Regions from separate parts of the Homo sapiens genome. Here region 2 is linked to region 1. Evidence: read pairs that join two places in POLR2A ChIA-PET (ENCODE). Cell type or tissue: Panc1. All regions are shown on one strand. Links, peaks and the distances in the headings refer to the core of each region. The heading gives the core; the rest is flanking DNA.

Region 1 (9,763 bases), core at 2,172-7,171:
GATGTGGTATTCAGGCCTGAATCATCCAAACGACCAATGAATGAAGGAAGACAGCTCCAGTAGAGAAAACAGTCTATTCGCAAGTCCTGAGTTAGGAAAGAGTTTTGTGCCTTTGAGGAACTAAAGGAAAGCCTGTGTGTCCAAAATAAATTACATGAAGAGAGAGGATAGGATAGGAGGCTGGAAAGGAAGGCGGATCCAGAAAGTGCAGGGCCTGGTAGGCGTGAAGTGTGGCTTTAGACTGAGTGTGGTGGGGAAACATTGCACTAATACTGCTTGACAGGATGGGTGTGGTGGCTCACGCCTGTAATTCCAGCACTGTGGGAGGCCGAGGTGGGTGGATCATTTGAGATCAGGAGTTCGAGACCAGCCTGGCCAACATGGTGAAACCCTGTCTCTACTAAAAATACAAAAATTAGCCAAGTATGGTGGGACACGCCTGTAATCCCAGCTACTCAGGAGGCTGAGGCAGGAGAATCGCTTGAACCTGGGAGGCAGAGGTTGCAGTGAGCTGAGATCCCACCACTGCACTCCAGCCTGGGCAACAAAAGCAAGACTCTGTCTCAAAAAAAAAAAAAAAATGGCTGGGTGTGGTGGCTTACACCTGTAATCCCAGTACTTTGGGAGGCCGAGATGGGTGAATCATTTGAGGTCAGTAGTTCGAGATCAGCCTGGCCAACATAGAGAAACCCTGCCTCTACTAAAAATATAAAAATTGGCCAGGCGTGGTGGCAGGCCCCAGCTACTCGGGAGGCTGAGGCAGGAGAATTCCTTGAACCCGGGAGGCGGAGGCTGCAGTGAGCTGAGATCGTGCCACTGCACTCCAGCTTGGGCAACAGAGCGAGACTCCATCTTAATAAAAAAAAAAAAATGCTGTTGACCTCTCATCGTGTTCTGCTCCTAGATTGTTTTCTAGGCAAGGATCTCAAAAAGAATGCAGCAGTCCTAAAGGCCTTTGAGAAAAATTGTGAGATGAAATTCCTCCAGGTAATTTGGGACATCAAAGATATTCCCTTAAATTCAGTCAGTTCAGCCAAACCACACACCAGGATGGGGAAAAAAATCAGGACAATAAAAAAAATTAATCACTTGGATCACTTGTCATTTTACCATTTAAATATGATTCTAGAGTCACATGGTTCTTACATAGAGATAGGAAGTTAGCAGTCATGTGGACCAATTCTTTCTCATTTTACAAGGGAAGTAATTGAGGCCCAGAAAGCACATGGCCTTATCTCCTGGCTCCAGGCAATCTCCACCATATAAAGCTGCCTCTGAAGAACAGAAGTCAGGGCTGCCACACTTTCTTTCCCTTTCTCCTTCTCTGAGTGGGACCTAGAATTCAGAATCTGTTTCTAGATTGCTAAGTGATCTGTGGCATGCTACTTACCTCCAAGGCTTACTCTCTCTCTCTGATTCTTTATAATAATAATAATAATTATTATTATTATTATTATTTGTCTGGCGATGGGGGTCTCATTATGTTGACCAGGCTGGTCTCAAACTTCTGGCCTCAAGCAGTCCTCCTGCCTGGTCTGTGTATTGAGCTTCCACACTGGACTTCAGAGATTCCTTTGCTGAAGTTATTGGGATGGGAAAATCAACAGCTCAGTGTTCAGAATTGCACCAGCCAATCACTGAGGACAGAGGGCCTGGAAACCTGGGATTGGAAAGTGCAAAACTAATTTCAGGTTCTCCCCACTTTGAGTCTTCTCAATGTGTTGGTTTCATTCCACAATCAAATGTCCTAAAGGGCTTTAAGGTACAGGTTAATAAAATTTCTGTCCCCGCCTGTCATGTGTATTTCCAAGTCCTAACCCTTGTATCTCTGAGAACCTACTCTATGTAAGCCCCACTCATTACCCGGCCCTCAACTCTGGGGATTTTGAAGTGCTGGGTATGATTAGAAGTTTGCTTTTCATTCTTAAGCTCCTGATAAAAGATCCTACACTCCTTCAAGTGAAGGTGAAGAGCTTGCTGGTCTGAGATTGAATTGAGTCATTTAAAAATGTTGACACCTCCAGAACAAATCAGACTTTGCCTGTGCTATTCTGGTAGCTTTCCTCTTGGGGTTGACTGGACTCCTGCTTTATAGTCGCTGTCTGATCTTGGTAGGATTTCATTTAGTTGACCTCAGGCAAAATCCTTTACCTCTCTAGCCTCCACTCCCCTTTGGATGATGCCTTAGGCCCCGGCATTTCCAACATTCTACATGTTCAAGACAAATCAGGCCAGGCGCGGTGGCTCATGCCTGTAATCCCAGCACTTTGGGAGGCCGAGGCGGGCGGATCACAAGGTCAGGAGATCGAGACCATCCTGGCTAACATGGTGAAACCCCGTCTCTACTAAAAAATGCAAAAAAAAATTAGCCGGGCGTGGTGGCAGGCGCCTGTAGTCCCAGCTACTCGGGAGGCTGAGGCAGGAGAATGGCGTGAACCCGGGAGGCAGAGCTTGCAGTGAGCAGAGATCGCACCACTGTACTCCAGCCTGGGCAACACAGCAAGACTCCGTCTCAAAAAAAAAAAAAAAGACAAATCAAAAGGAGTTTCGAATCACAACAGACAGAGTCCTTAATACCTCACTTCCATTTTTTTTTTTCTTTTGAGATGGAGTCTCACTCTGTCATCCAGGCTGGAGTGCAGTGGCACGATCTGGGCTCACTGCAACCTCCACCTCCCAGGTTCAAGTGATTCTCCTGCCGCCTCAGCCTCCTGAGCAGCTGGGATTACAGGTGTGTGCCACCACACCCAGCTAATTTTTTTTACTATTAGTACAGGCGGGGTTTCATCATATTGGCCAGGCTGGTCTCGAACTCCTGACCTCAGGTGATCTGCCCGCTCCTGGCCTCCCAAAGTGCTGGGATTATCTTTATTTTTCACTTTTTATTTTTTATAGAGATGGGGTCTCGCTCTGTCATCCGGGCTGGAGTGCCATGGGCAATCATAGTTCTCCACAGCCTCGAACTTCCGGGTGATCCTCCTGCCTCAGCCCCCCAAGTAGCTGGGACTATTGGCATGTGCCACCAAGCCTGGCTAATTTTTAAATTTTTTATATAAAAAATTTGCTGTAGGGTCTTGCTATGTTGCCCAGACTGATCTCAAACTCCTGGCCTCAAGCAATCCTCCTACCTCGGCCTCCCAAAGTGTACAGATTACAGGTACTGGAAAATACCTCACTTTCTAGAATGGAAGAAAGAAAGGGAGGGAGACAGAGAGAGGAAAGAAAGTGGGGGAAGCTAGGGAGAGAGGGAGGGAAGGGAAAAAGAAGGAAGAGAGGGAAGAAGTGATCGGTGAACAAACTAAGGGAGGAGAAAGGGGGAGAAATCTGTGCTTTCCAAACCTCTCTGCAGCCTTCATACAAATATATCAGGCTTTTGTTGTGAATAAGTTAATGCTTATTTAGCTTTCAAAATACAGCTCAGTGGAGTATACCTAGGAGCCCTTTGCAGCCTTTGAATCTGGAAGGGAGGAAAGACATGTACGTCAGCAACTTCTGTTTAAGAAAGCAAATGAAACATCCAGAGAAAAATTGTTAGAGAGGACTGACAATGTTTTTATTTTACATTTGAAATACTTTCTATTTCATTGATTTTGTGAACTGTTGAAATTTATGAAAGGCATTTAGCCCAGTGCCTAGTACTTAGCAAGTGCTCAGTAAATGTTGACTATAATTTTTCCTAAAGCGGACTTTTGGTTCAGGCACCAGAAAGTGTGTATTCTAGACCTCTGAATAACCATGTGACCTTAAGTAAGTCTCTCTGCCTCTCTGGGTTTGTTTTCTAATTTGTGAGGCTGAACTGAACTAGAGGGTGAATAAGAGCTTTTTCAGCTGGTATTCCTCAATTCCATTTCTCCTACGTGGTGCCTCCATCGTATAATTCTCACATCGTATAATAAATCACTTACATAACTTGGAAGAACACTTCTTCCTTCTCAAAATTGGTGGGGTTTGGAGCATTAAAATTAGAAAGAAGTAAATGGGATTAACGTTCGCCTAAAGGACCAATTGTGAGGGCAAATTTTGAGCAACTAATTAAAATGTAAATCCTCGTAAATTTCAACATAGCGAGTCTGATTCTAACACTGCATTGTGGTATTTGGAGGACTGTCAGCGTTTCCCCAAGCTCTGCTGGCTCTTAACCCAAATCACATTGTCCACTGAAGACTTAGTACTTCCTATAACTGGGTTTCGAACATCCTTGGGAGAGTGTCATTTCCCTAAGGGCTTTTCTTCCAGTTAAATTGTTTTTGCTTTCCCAAACTGTGTCAACACATCTGTTCTTACCTATCTTAAAATCTTCATCCACCCAACAATTCTCCAAAAGGAAGAGAGAAAAAAAAAAGCTATTGTGCAATGAAAAAAAATTTGGCAAATCTCATGAAAACACATTCTTAAAACATCTCTCATTTCTGAGAAACAAAGTAAAATGTATGAATTTTTGTTGTTGTTGTTGTTTGTTTCATGACTAACAAAATGAATCATTGCTACCAATGTAGTATTCTGACCATATAAAACAAGTATGAAGGAATGTTCAATTCGAAAAATAAAAATAGGCTGGGCATAGTGGCTGACACCTCTCATCCCAGCACTTTGGGAGGCTGAGGCAGGCGGATCACCTGAGGTCAGAAGTTCAAGACCAGCCTGGCCAACATGGTGAAACCCCATCTCTACAAAAATACAAAAATTACCCAGGCATGGTAGTGGGTGCCTGTAATCCCAGCTACTTGGAGGCTGATGTGGGAGAATCACAGAGGTTGCAGTGAGCCTAGATCGCGACATTGCACTCCAGCCTGGACAACAGAGCGAGACTCCATCTCAAAAAAAAAAAAAGAGAAAAAGAGACGTGATGCTATTGAAGGATGTGGTGACTGGAAGGGGTGGGAGTCATAAACTGAAGCAAGCCTCCAGGGTGATCTCCCACCCTGGGGGAGCAAGGTGGGTGATGGGGCCAGTCTCTGAGACCAGAAACTCAGGAGAAGAAACATCTTTAAGGAAAAGATAAATTCAATCTGGAACATTACACAAAGGACTTGGCCAGGCACAGTGCCTCATTCCTATAATCCCAGCACTTTGGAAGGCTGAGGTAGGATGATTGCTTGAGCCCAGGAGATCAAGACTAGCCTGGACCACATAGAGAGACCCCCGTCTCTACAAAAATAAGAAAATCAGCTGGGCATGGTGGCACATGCCTGTAGTCCTAGCTACTTAGGAGGCTGAGGCAGGAGGATGGCTTGAGCTCAGGAATTTGAGGCTGCTGTGAACCATTATCTTACCACTGCACTCCAACCTGGGCAACAGAGTGAGATCCTGACTCAAAAATAAATAAATAAAGGGACCCATAAATACCCAAATATGACTGCTGGGTAATTGGATCTGTCTCTCCAGAACTCAGAGGGAGAGAACTGGGTTTGAGAAACACCCTGGGGTATCATCATTGTAAGGTGGTATGGTCATTAAAGCCATGAGTTTGAATAAAGTTTCTCGGGGGAGGAGGCTAAGAAAGTGGCCAAGGGAAAGCGATGTTTAAAGAGTGCTATAGATTGAATTGTGTTCCCCTAAATGTTATGTGTTGAAGTGCTAACCCCCAGCGCCTCAGAATGGGAGCTTACTTGGACATAGAGTCAATGTAGTTGTAATTAGCTAAGATGAGTGCTATGCTTTAAATGTTGGTCCCGTCCAAAACGCACAGTGAAACTTAATCCCCATGGTGGCAGTATTGAAAGACGAGGGCTTTAAAAGACGATTGGGATTGGGTCATGAGGGCTCTGCCCTCCTGAAGGGACACTCCACGCCCTCACCATGTGATACCCTGCGCTGCCTCAGGACTCTGCAGAGTCCCCACCAGCAAGAAGGACTCATCAGATGTGGCCCCTTGACCCTGCATTTCTCAGCATCTAGAACTGTAGGAAATAAATTCCTTTTCTTTATAAATTACCCAGTTTCGGCCAGGCATAGTGGCTCACACCTACAATCCCAGCACTTTGGGAGACTGAGGCGGGTGGATCACCTGAGGTCAGGAGTTCGACACCAGCCTGACCAACATGGCAAAACCCCATCTCTACTAAAAATACAAAAATTACCCGGGTGTGGTGGTGTGTGCCTGTAATCTCAGCTACTCAGGAGGCTGAGACAGGAGAATTGCTTGAACCTGGGAGGCAGAGGTTGCAGTGAGCCGAGATTGTGTCACTGTACTCAAGCCTGGGCAACAGAGTGAGACTCCTTCTCAAAATAAATAAATAAGTAAATACATTACCCAGTTTCAAGTATTCTGTTATAAGCAACAGAATGAAGTTATGGTAGAGGAGGGGAGCTAATATGATATGACCGGTGTCCTTACAAAAAGGAAAAATTTGAACATAGAGGCATGTAACAGGGAGAACACCATGAGAAGATGAAGGCACAAATCAGGGTGATGCTTTACAAGCCAAGGAACTAGTCCTGCCAACATATTAATCTCCAAATTGCAAGCTCCAGGACTATGAAACAATACATTTTTGTTGCTGAAGACACACAGTTTGTAGTACTTTGTTATAAGGAAAAGCCCACAAAGAATATCAAGATAATCAGGTCCAAGAAAGGAGGAAAGCCAGAAAAGCATGGCATCATCAAGCCGAGAACAGGAAAGAGTCTCAAAGGGAGGTCATAGTCAACAAGATCAAGTGTTCCCAAGAGGTTGAGGAGGACAGAAAAGTCAGCCTTGGTAAAGCAATGGAGAGGTCACTGGTGACCTTGGGAAGGGCAGTTACAGTGAATTAAAGAGGTGGAGGACAGATTGAAGTGAGGAAGAAAAATAAACTTTCCAGACATTTAAGGAAGGAAAGAAGATAGGAAGGAAGTTGAAGAAAGATCATTGGGTCATGTAGTTTTTCCTTTTTTGTTGTTTTTTGTTTGTTTGTTTTGTTTTTTGTTTTTAAGATGGAGTTTCACTCTTGTTGCCCAGGCTGGTGTGCAATGGCACTATCTCAGCTCACTGCAACCTCCGCCTCCCAGGTTCAAGCAATTCTCCTGCCTCAGCCTCCCCAGTCGCTGGGATTACAGGCATGTGTCACCACACCCAGCTAATTTTGTATTTTTAGTAGAGATGGGGTTTCTCCATGTTGGTCAGGCTGGTCTTGAACTCCTGACCTCAGGTGATCCACCTGCCTCAGCCTCCCAAAGTGCTGGAATTACAGGCGTGAGCCACCATGCCTGGCCTATTTCTTCCTTTAATGGGAAAAATTTGGTATAGCTAATGGATGAGGATAACTAGCCAGTGGAGGGAGAAAGTGTGAAGAAGCATAGAGAAAGAAATAGATGGGGGGGAAGGTGAGGAGGCAGAGGGAGAAGAGGGGGAAGGGGAAAGTAGAGGTGGAAAGGGAAGGAGAGGGGAAGCAGAGAAGAGGCTGAGAACCACAGAGAAGCCATTCTGGTGGCTGGGCTGACAGTGGTAGTGGTGACAGCCACACCCGTTTCCAGGCAACAGTGGCAACAAGGCCAAGGGCAGGGTCTGGGTTCTATGAGGGCAAACAGCAGAGGCATCCAGCGATCAATGGTGGCAGCAGCAGGCTGGATTTATGGCAGGATTTTGACTATGGCCCTGGCTACTGCCCTTATTTCTATCTATTCTCTGAGCTGCCTTTCTAGCCTCTTTGGGGATTCTGGAAGCTGCCCACTGGCTTTTTGATCCATTCTTTTTTCTATTTCAATCAACTTGAGTCAGTTTCTGTTGCTTACAGCTGAGAACTTTACCTGATTCAATCACGTACAATGCTGAGCATTTTAGAAGGAGTTTTAAAAATCCTCCCAGCAAATCTAAGAAGTAGACTTATATTATCATCTCCATCTTCCCAATGAGGAAGCTGAGAGATGAAGAGCTTAGGTAATATGTCCAACATCACAAAGCTAGTAGGTAGCACAGCCAGGCTCATACCCAGGCCTATTTGCCTCCAAAGCACTTAACCACCGCAATCTCCTGCCCCTTCCTTGGGCGAGCTCTGTCACCTCCTGCAAATGGCGTTAGCGCACAGTGAAACCGCCTCCCTGTGTCCCAGCACTGGGGAAACACAGTTCTGACTGCTCTGAGGAGCTTGTTTGGTGAGCCCATTGCGCTGTTCCTCTCCGTTCCTGGCGAGCCTTGACACCAGTACCCTCATCTACAATGACACCCAAACTTCCACCTTGGCCTACAGTATCATGTAAGCAATTTGGAAATTCCTTCCAAAATAAGTTTCTAAAGCCAAGATCCCCATCCAGCAGACAAGGTTCTAGTTCTCAAAGCCTGGGCTAGAAGATCTTAAAGACTTGCCCACTAGGTCTTCCGATGGATACTATGACCACATGGCCTCATTCCTCCTGTGTCATTCATGTCCTCCGGAATGCTAAGATAAAGCCAGGAGAGCAAGAGGCTCACTGGGGAGAGGGAGACACCCGTGGAAGATAAAGGAGGAGACAGCAGAACTGGGAAGGGAGAGCCTAGGATCACAAGACAGATGTGACAGAATCTCAGTCAACTCCACAGGGAGACTTGGAGCAAAGATTGCTCATTTGAGAAGTCCCACATTAGACAGAAATAGCTAGGCCTGCACTCACCATGCTCTGTCATTGGCTAGGGGCTGACCAGGAAGAGCACAGCTCCAGCTTGAAAACTATGGTGGATTCCAAAGGTGCTGTAGCCAGGTACAGTGGCACACACCTGTAATCCCAGCTACTTGAGAGGCTGAGGCAGGAGGATCACTTGAGGCTAGGAGTTTGAGGCTGTGGTGTGCTATGATCACGCCTGTGAATAGCCACTGCATTCTAGCCTGGGCAACATAGCAGGACCTCATCTCTAACAACAACAACAAAATGGTGCTGGAGCTCATTACACTCCTCCCCACTGAATGTCAAGTCCATGGCCACAGCACCTAACACCCACCTTCTTTTCTCTTGGAATACTTGGGATGTAAAGAACTGTATTAAAGAACCCCATTCTGCTCCCGCTCCACCATGGTTATATTCCACAGCGCCTGCTCTGACCTGAATCTATTTGATTTTTTTTTTTTTTTTTTTTTTTGAGACTAAATCTTGCTCTGTTGCCCAGGCTGGAGTGCAATGGCATGATGTCGGCTCACTGCAACCTCCAACTCCCGGGTTCAAGCAATTCTCTTGTCTCAGCCTCCCGAGTAGCTGGGATTACAGGCGCATGCCACCACTCCTGGCCAATTTTGTATTTTTAGTAGAGATGGCGTTTCACCATGTTGGCCAGGCTGGTCTCAAACTCCTGATCTCAAGTGATCCGCCTGCCTCAGCCTCCCAAAGTGCTGGGATTACAGGCGTGAGCCACCGCACCTTGCCCCATTTGATCTGATAGACACAAATGATCCCAAGTCTTCAGAGATATATTAAATATAAAAGATTTGTTCCTCAAAATAATAGTATCAATAATTTTGTTAGAAGCCCCTATTATAAATATTTAATAAAAATTCTAATTCGCTAGCAGAACTCAACTCTTACAAACCTCTGAGACCTCCTCTCTCTTCGGCTAGTTGTATGCCAACATCTAAAGGGATCTCAGCAGCCTATATTTGTGTTCTTGGCCTAGCGACTTCCCAAAATGGCCCCACTATTTCCTGATAGAACAACACATGGGAAGACACTCAAGCTGAATGAAGCCTGAAATGGCCATTCCTTGGTGTGACTGCCTGCCTTATAGTGACTGCCATGTTTCAGTGCCAGTGAATCAAGTTTAGGAGAGAGAACAACTGTTCCTTTTGCAAACCATTATTAAGCCCCTGCTATATGTCAG
Region 2 (9,763 bases), core at 1,694-6,693, 120 kb before region 1:
AGATAGGCATGGGCAGGGCAGGAGAGGGCTCTCCCCGCCACCCACCAGAAATGTCAGGTGACAGTTTGACAATTATCGCATTATCTCTCTAAAAATGATAATTTGGCACCCCCAGGAAGAAGCAACTTCCTGGGCATGCATGTGTGATAAGAGACAAAAATGGTAAAGTATGATCTTCCAGGGGCGCACTCCACCAAAAAAGGAAAGAAAACATCAGATGGGCACGCGTATCACTCCCTAAACACACTGTGTGTGCTCAATTCCAAAGGGTAAGGAGGGCACTGGGCATGCGGAAAGTCCACCCTAAGGGAAGAATCATGGGAAAAAGGGGAGCCTATAAAGTCCTAGGATCAAGATTAAGGTTCCTTTTTTTGCTGTCTTCTTTTGCCCTTTTTTCTGTCTTGGACCTTCATGTGCCTGCTTGGCATCATTACCAAAAAGAGATGTCCACAGGGACCTTTCTCGCCAAAGACGACCTAGAAAGAACTACAATGAAGAGGATAAGGAAAATCAAGTAGCTGAGACTCAAGATCAGCAGTCACCTCACCATCAGTACTGTAGCAACTTCAATTACTGATGCAGATGCTCAGAAAAACCTAAACCATAACATGGCAAACAAATAAAAGCAGTCAATCTACCAGCCAGAATACACCCACTCCCAAGGCTGAGCAGGGCAAGGATGAATAAATGCCGGTTTACCATCTCTACCATCATCCAGTTTAATTATCCAACAAGAAGAAATGAATAGAAAATTCCAGCAATAGGAAATGGAACAAAAGGTTGGAGCTGAAGACCTTAAGTGCTTGCTTTTTGCCCAATGACCAGATAACTGGAACTATCTGCATTATCTATGCAACATGAGGTTTGTACTATTTTTACCTAAAGACATATCCTTTTCCTAATGACAAAAATATATTTTTAAAACTAAATATGTAATATACATATATATTTAATTTGTTAAATGTTTTTCAAAAGACAAAGAATTTTGCCATATAAGTATATCCAGAAGTAGTATGGAGGAAAACAAAAACACAGTTAGTGATATAAGGCTGATCCCAACTCCCATCACTGACCCTGACTACACAGTCCACTTCTATTGGTCATTTCTCAGCTTTGCAGAAGAATCAGAAAGAAAACATGAAGTTGAAAAAGGCAATTCCCACTCAAAAGCAGAATATAAATAACAAAACAAAAAATAAAAATCATCTTTTTCCATCTGTATTAGTGCTTTGCAATCCACAAAGCAATTTTGCATACATCACTGCATTTGGTATCAAGAACCTGGAGAAGTATAAAGGACAACTGGTTTTATATCTATCTCACAGATGAGGAAAATGAGGCTCAAAGAAGTTAAGGGATTTATTCAACACCATGTGGCTTCTAAAAGGCCAGAGCCAGGTAGACAATCCAAATCTTAGACTCATAAGGAATGCTGAAGGATATTACAGGAAAAAAAAAAGATAAAAGGAGATGACTGCACAAATCGTCTTTCAGTTGCTGATATTATTTATGTTCAATGTCAGTAATACATTCATTGCTGATTTCCACAGTATCTGTCTGATTATTATGGCAATGCCTGTAGTAATTAATTCTCTTGAAATTAAGCTCCTGCACAAAGAAGTGGGCAATACCAAAACATCAATACATACACTCCCTTACAAACCACAAAGGGTAAGTTTCCTGCCTTCCCGTTCAGGGATGACAAAAACAAAAAACAAAAAATCATTACGCAGATTCTATTAGCCTTGCTCTATTAAACTAAAAAGAACCATCCCTTCTAGTAAGAGAGAGCCCTAAAAGCAAACTTGATTTAAGTTCTTTTTTACCTCCGGAATGAATGAATGAGGATATGAATGAAAAGGGAAAGTAGGAAAGGATTGCATTGTTTTGTTTTTTTCCATCGTTGAGAAATGAAAAGGGGCATGCATAGGGTAAAAGTGTCAGTGATTTTTCTTACAGCCCCTATCTCCTAAGGAAAATGAACTGGAGATTGGTCTCACTTAAGCTACTGGATGCCTGTCTGGGAACTGCAGAGGAAGAAGGAACCTACATCACTTTACTGTAAGTTCTTTCCAAGATCTGAGCCTCCTCTGCCCTAGCACAGGTTGGACATACAGGACCCTCCCTTCCTGAGTGCAATTCCGATCACATTCTTTAAACCCTCTCTTTTTTTAGGTTAAAATTTAATAATCTTTTGACACTGCAGCTTTCATTATCTGATACTCCAGGTTAAAAGGCAAAGCACAGTGATTAAAAGTGTAGGCTCTGGAGTCAACTGGCCTGCATCCACATCTACCTCTACCAATTACTGAGTGCAGGGGGCAAATGACCTAATCTATCTATCCCTACCTCAATTTCCTCAGCTGCAAATGGGTATAACAATGGTACCTTCTTTGCTTCTTGTTAAGATTAAATAATGCATTTAAGTGTTTAAAACATTGGCAATGTTCAATAGATGTTAGCTATTATAATTACCTACATGATTACTTTTATCTCCAGGAATGAAGATCTTGACTAAGAAATTATTTTAGATTTAATATTATTTTTCATAAAATTTCACACAAAATGAGAACCACTTAAATGTGCAACATAAGGAAATAATTAAATAAGCTAAGATATATGTACTTTAAAATATTAATCAACCATAAAGAATTACCTTACAGAGTACTTATAACATTATAATAGGCATTGTCAATATTAAATTCAAAAAGATGAACACACAAATACAGATATACTCACAGGACAAACTCAGAAATACACACACCAAATATGGAGTACTTTTGGTTATAAGGGTTTTAAGTGATTTTTATATATACATGTGTTCTGAAATTTTTTTAATGAATATTTACTATTTTTATAATCAAAAAATTGTATTTTTATTTTGATAAAAAAGGGATGAAAATTTCTATATATTATAGTCACTGCTTCACTTAAAAACTATTTAATAGTAATCATTTAATATGTTGAATAACATAACTTTGCTCAATAAATATTCAATATTTAGTACATGTCCACTTTACATAGAAAAACTCAAATTAATGTCAACAATGATTATCCTTTAGTGGGAATAAAAGTGATTTTTTTCTGCTCTCTATTCTTCTATATTTTTTAAGTTTTTCTATAAAGAAAGTTTGTGTTTTTCATTAATTCAGTCCAAAATGATTTACTAAGTCTGTTGTACTCATGGCATTCTGTTATGTAACACAGTAGGAATTCATGAGATATGTATGAAATCACAGGTCTCAGGGGCAATCTAATTAGGGCTATATTCAAAACATACTTATTCATACACAAAGACATACATTTACAAACAACAAAATAATGCTGTGTAGCATTTTCAAAGTCCATGCTATAAGAATCCAGACATATAAAATATATTTGTGTGTGTATCCATGTAGAATGCAGTATTCTAAGATGGAAAAATTTCGTGGAGGAAATAGGAGAATTCAATAATAGGTAATATTTGAATTGGTAGAGAAAGGAGGAGGAGGGTATTCAATTACGGGTAAAGACAGACAGGAAAGAACATGGCATTGTGCATAATTCAAACAGTTTAACTGATATGAAAGATATCTGTTGTTACTGGGAATTTCACTGTAATTCCCATACAGTGATTCTTAATCTTTATTTAGGCTGTGCCTGGGGATAGCATGACTCTCCTCTCTAATTATAATCAAAGTTATAGTTCTCCCTAGGAAAGTGCACAAACACAGCTATAATACCTACCTTCCCTCTGAGAACTGCTACCCATTGACAAGGTTGGACAAGCTGCATAGCCTCTTTCAAAGTACACTGCAACAGGGGTGTACAATCTGATACACTCTCAGGAATTTTAAATTAACTGGAATTCAGATAGTCAGGTATGTGCCTAACATATAAAAGCTATAGGTGGTCATCCTCCACCAAGTACAGAGAGAAGCAGAGAAAGTCAGACTTCACAAAAGGATGAAGACAAAGTCATCAAGGAGAAATAGAAAGAAAGATGGTTGTCCACTTCTTTGTTCCAGTCTTTCAAAAAGTTTGGCTGCCCTAAGATTTTTATAAAATACCTCAGTAACTTTCACCATTTATTTTTTCATTTTTTCTTAAGCTAACTCAAGTTGGTTTGATTACCCACAACTACAAATTTTTTTTAAATCCTGGACAAAGATGCTCACATGGGTGTGCATGTGTGGGGGTGCACACACACACACACATTTCTTACAATTAAAAAAGGTTTACAGACACCTTCATCTGACTAGCACATTAGAGCATATCTTCCCAAATGAATAAGTTATGGGAATACCACAATATTGATCATCTTAGCTCTCAATCTAATTTTCTGTTTGTGTCACAATATAAAGAATGGGAAGCCCTACCACATAATAATCCAGAAATAAGGGTCAAGACATGGTTTACGTTACTAGACTCCTGATGAAAACAGCATGTCAAAGAGGTCACCAGGCTGATGATGATGATGATATGCCATATAAATTTTACACACTTTTAGTTTTTTCACAACACCAACAATATTGTACTGCTAAGTAAAAAACTGAAGTTAAGGTAAGTATCCTAAAATACTGCTGCTTGGTATTCAAACCAATGCTATAGCCTGTAGCTACAGAGTAACTGAGAGTTTCTAGCAACTAAAGAGGAAAAAAATGTATATACATAGAATCCAAATTTCTTTTTTCCTTTTTTCTTTCTTTTTTTTTTTTTCTGTGACATGGTCTTGCTCTGTCGCCTAGGCTGAAGTGCAATGGTGCAATCCCAGCTCACTGCAACCTCTGCCTCCCCGGTTCAAGCAATTCTCCTGCCTCAGCCTCCCAAGTAGCTGGGATTACAAGCATGTACCAACACACCTGGCTAATTTTTTTTATATTTTAGTAGAAATGGGGTTTCACCATGTTGGCCAGGCTGGTCTCAAACTCCTGACCTCAAGTGATCTGCCCACCTCGGCCTCCCAAAGTGCTGGTATTACAGGCATGAGCCACCGTGCCTGGCCCAGAATCCAATTTCTTTCACCACGGAATACTGAAAAATATTTCTTGTTTACATAAAACTCACGTTCTATGTGTTTTTCCATGAAATATTTCATCTAGTTTGCTATATGTGCTCGTAAAATGCTTTATAAAATAATGCCCAGATGCTTCCTCTAATTTATTTGAAGAGATTCTGTCAAAGAATTTGTAATGACAGAATTGATATACTTTAATATGTTTCTTAAAAGATACATTCATATCTTAAAGGATTATATGACCCTTCAAAGCATCAAGAGCAAGCAAAAGCATAAAAATGAAGAACGATTTTCTGTATATTTCTGATGTTGAATTTTACTTGACTTGTTCTCACAAATAGTATCCTGTTTCCACGCACAGAAAAAAGTCTAGTGTCGTGTGTTAGTTAACATTGCCTCCTATAACTAGTGTTGACATTCTGTATTACTGACATTAATACTCACTGTAATTTTGAATAACAGCACAGCACACTGATGATCATTAATGAACATCCTCCATGGTGAAACCTGAATTCATAATCAGCCAGCACAGATTTGCAATAGACTTCCTCCTTCCTGTTTTTACATTCCTGACCAAAGAGGTATCTCTTCCTGTTGACTTTTGGGCATTTGGTAAAATGCAAAAAATGAGAGATGAAAACACCCACTATATTTAATTGTATTTGTCCTCTAGGATAAAATGAATTGCGAAAATAAATTTTAATTCAAAAAGTTTAAACAAGTAGATTAATGAATGCAAATATAGACTGCTTTCCCAGAAAACTTCAGAAAATTAAACAAAAATATCAGACTGACTACAGCAGATCTAATGTGCACTTTGCGTAATAGCTTAAGAGATGAACTATATACTCAACCCAAGTCTTTTACAGGAATCTTAATCTACAGTTAAGAAGAAATTCACTGAAGGGCTGACTTCACAGCAAAACAAAAAGAATACTACTCAATCATAGAAAACAAAACATAAAATTAATTGAGCTTTACACTTATTATTTGTGCATTTATAATTCACTTATGATTTACAATGCTAAAGACTATAAAGTCTATAAATATCTTTATTTTTCAAAATAAAGATGTAACATTAATATTTATATACCCAAAAATTCAAAACCAATCTCATCGAACAGAAACTAAAGGAGATGCAACAAAAAAGAGAAACAAGTTAATAAAAGGGGACTTTAACATATCTCTCTCAATCCAAGAATGATCAGGTGAAAAATAACATGAGGCTTTAGAAGATATAATGAACTTAATTAATAAGGCATGTATGTGTATAAAACTGTGAAGCCTAATAAAAAACCATACACTTTGAAGACCACATAGAATACTCATGAAAACTAACCATATATTAAGCCACTAATAAAACCTCAATTAATTTGAAAGAATAGAATAAAAACAGATTGATCTAACTATAATGTAATAAAAGTAGAAATTAGTAGCAAAATTTAACAAATAAAAAAGACTCTCCATACTTGGAAAGTTATAAAAAACACATAATATAAAAAAACTTTTGGATCAAAGGGGAAATAAATACAGCAGAATTGCTTTAAAAGAGCAATAAGGAAGATATATCAGAACATGTAGAATACACCTAGAGCAATCATCAGTGAAGAAGAACAGCATTAAATAATAACGTCAATAAATGAATTACGTACAAAATGCAAAAAGCTAGGAAAAGAATAAAAGAAATGGAAAGAATCATTAAAAATAAAAGCAGAAAGGAATGAGTTAGAAAACAGAAAATGTATGGAACTACTAAACAGGTTTTTTAAAAAAATCAACAAAACAGGCAAACCACTAGTTAACCAAACAAAAGGGGAAAACAATGACTGAAATTACAAATACACAAAATTTAAATTTAAATACAAAAAATACTAAAATTAGGACTGACAAGTGGGATATAACCATTGAAAGAGAAGAAATTATTATTTTATTATTTTATTTATTTTTTTTAGACGGAATCTCACTCTGTCACCCAGGCTGGAGTACAGTGGCACAATTTCAGCTCACTGCAACCTCTGACTCCCTGGTTCAAACCGATTCTCCTGCCTCAGCCTCCTGAGTAGCTGGGATTACAGGCATGCACCACCACGCCCAGCTAATTTTTGTATTTTTAGTAGAGACAGGGTTTCATCACGTTGGCCAGGCTGGTCTCGATCTCCTAGACTCAAGTGATCCTCCAGCCTTGGCCTCCCAAAGTGCTGGGATTACAGGCGTGAGCCACTGCAACTGGCCTATGATTTTTTTTTTTTTTTTTTTTTGAGACAGGGTCTTGTTCTGTCACCCAGGCAGGAGTGCAGGAACACAATCACAGCTCACTCCAGCCCCAACCTCCCACCTCAGCCTCCCAATTAGCTAAGACCACAGGTGTCCAGCTAATCTGGTTTTTGTTTGTTGTAGATACTGGGTCTCCCTATGTCACGCAGGCTGGTCTCAAACTCCTGGGCTCAAGTGATCCTCCCACCTCAGCCTCCCAAAGCGCTGGGATTATAGGCATGAGTCACCGTGCTAGGCTGAAATCTTATTTTTAGTAACATTACACAAGTCTACTCAAATAAATTTGATAAACTTGAAGAAATGATAATTTTTCAAAAGAACACAATTTATTGACCCTCAAGAGAGAAAGTCTAAAACAGACCAATTATCACAAAAGAAACAGAGAAAAGAGTTAAAAGACTCCTCTACCAAAAGCACCAGATCCATTGATTTTCACAGGGGTAATTCTGAGAAACTTTTAAAAATAGATAACATCAGCTGGGCATGGTGGCTCACACCTGTAATCCTAGCACTTTGGGAGGCCAAGGTGGTTGGATCACGAGGTCAGCAGATCGAGACCATTCTGGCCAACATGGTGAAACCCCATCTCTACTACAAATACAAAAATTAGCTGGGCGTGGTGGCGCATGCCTGTAATCCCAGCTACTCAGGAGGCTGAGGCAGGAGAATCGCTTTGAACCAGGCAGTCAGAGGATGCAGTGAGCCAAGATCGCATCACTGCACTCCAGCCTGGTGACAGAGCGAGACTCCATCTCAAAAAAAAAAAAAAGATAACACCTACACTAATTATATAATGCCAAAAAAAGAAAAACTTCCAATTTTGTTTAATGAAATGAGTGTAACATTGATCCAAAGATCGGAAAAAGTCTGTACCAATGTGCAAAGTGCACCAAAGTGCAAACTACAAAGTAATCTCACTTATAAATATCAAAGAAAAAATCTTTAAAAGCATACTAGCCAACAGAATTCAAAAACACACTGAAAGAGCAAATTGTCATGACCAAATGGGGTTTATTCTAAGAAGCAGGACTATTTCAATAATAGGAAATCCATTAATAAATTCAATCATACTGACGGAGCAAATAAGAAAAAATCCTATGACCATCTCCATAGATGCAGAAGAAACATCTGACAAAATTCAACAGCCTTTCTTGCTAATAAAAGCAGTATTGGTGAATACTTCCTTAACATGATAAAATATAAATACCTCAGTTCAAAAGCCAGAGCTGGGTGGCACGCGGTGGCTCATGCCTATAATCCCAGCACTTTGGGAAGCTGAGGCGGGCGGATCAACTGAGGTCAGGAGTTCAAGACCAACCTGGCCAACATGGTGAAACCCTGTCTCTACTAAAAAAATACAAAAATTAGCCAGGCGTGGTGGTGGGCACCTTTAATCCCAGCTACTCAGGAGGCCAAGGCAGGAGAAACACTTGAACCCAGGAGGCGGAGGTTGCAGTGAGCCAAGATCGCACCACTGCACTCCAGCCTAGACAATAGAGTGAGACTCTATCTCAAAAAAAAAAAAAAAAAAAAGCCCACAAGCCAGAGCTATCCTAATGAAGAAATACTAAAGGTTTCCCCTGCTAAAGTCAGGAAAAAAAGATGCCCCCTGTCTCAACCACTGTATTGCAATTATTGGATTGTTAAGTTAGACTAGAGAAAGCAATCTAAGGTTTAAGAAGTGAAAAGGAAGTAAAATTATTTCTAAATACAGACTATATGATTACGTAACTGAAAAACCCAACAGAATCAGTGGTGAAAATTTATAAACAATAAGAAAACTTAATAAACAGTTTAAAAATTAGCATACAAAGATCACCAGCATTCATTTATATATGAGCAAAAACCAATTAAATGACAATGTAAGGCCCCTGTCTAGGCACGGTGGCTCACATCTACAATCCCAATACTTTAGGAGGCCAAGTAAGGAGGATCACTTGAGGTGAGGAGTTTGAGACCAGCCTGAGCAACATAGTGAGACCCTGCCTCTACAAGGAAAAATAAAAATTAGTCAGTTATGGTGGCATGTGCCTATAGTCCTAGCTACTCAGGAGGCTGAAATGAGAGGATCCCTTAAGCCCAGGAATTTGAGGTTACAGCTAGCGGTGATCATGCTACTGCACTCCAGCCTGGACAACAGAGTGCGACCCTGTCTCATTTTTTTTTTTTTTTAAAAGAAAGGGCCTGCCATGGTGGCTCATGCCTGTAATCCAGCACTCTGGAAGGCCAAGGAGGGAGGATTACTTAAGCCCAGGAGTTTGACACCAGCCTAGGCAACAGGGTAAGACCTCATCTCTACAAAAAATTTTAAAAATTAGCCAAGCACTAATTTCAATCACACTGATGGAGCAAAACAATCGTATGACCATCTTCATAGATGCTGAAAAACATCTGACAAAATTCAACAAACTTTCTTGTTAAAAACACTAAATAAAGTGGGTATTGATGAATGTTTCCTTAACATGATAAAATATAAATCCCTCAGCACAAAAG

Evidence for each region. Peaks named below come from ENCODE experiments on the same cell type or tissue, not always from the same donor. Only the 100,000 strongest peaks of a DNase experiment are listed, where the experiment ranks them.
Region 2: POLR2A ChIA-PET joins it to region 1 with 7 read pairs; 4 of 35 experiments call an interaction of 5 or more read pairs at or near these places.

The regions. Positions count from the first base shown.
Region 1 is chr10:92,745,517-92,755,279 of GRCh38, reverse strand. No RefSeq gene overlaps it. Among named protein-coding and RNA genes, the nearest start is that of HHEX, 60 kb to the right of the region's middle. RefSeq lists an enhancer at 1-1,041. In Panc1, for the core only: no CTCF peak of the experiment used is centred there; a DNase peak (open chromatin) is centred at 4,336.
Region 2 is chr10:92,868,990-92,878,752 of GRCh38, reverse strand. All of the region lies in intron 1 of EXOC6 (exocyst complex component 6), which reads right to left. Among named protein-coding and RNA genes, the nearest start is that of EXOC6, 25 kb to the right of the region's middle. In Panc1, for the core only: no CTCF peak of the experiment used is centred there; no DNase peak of the experiment used is centred there.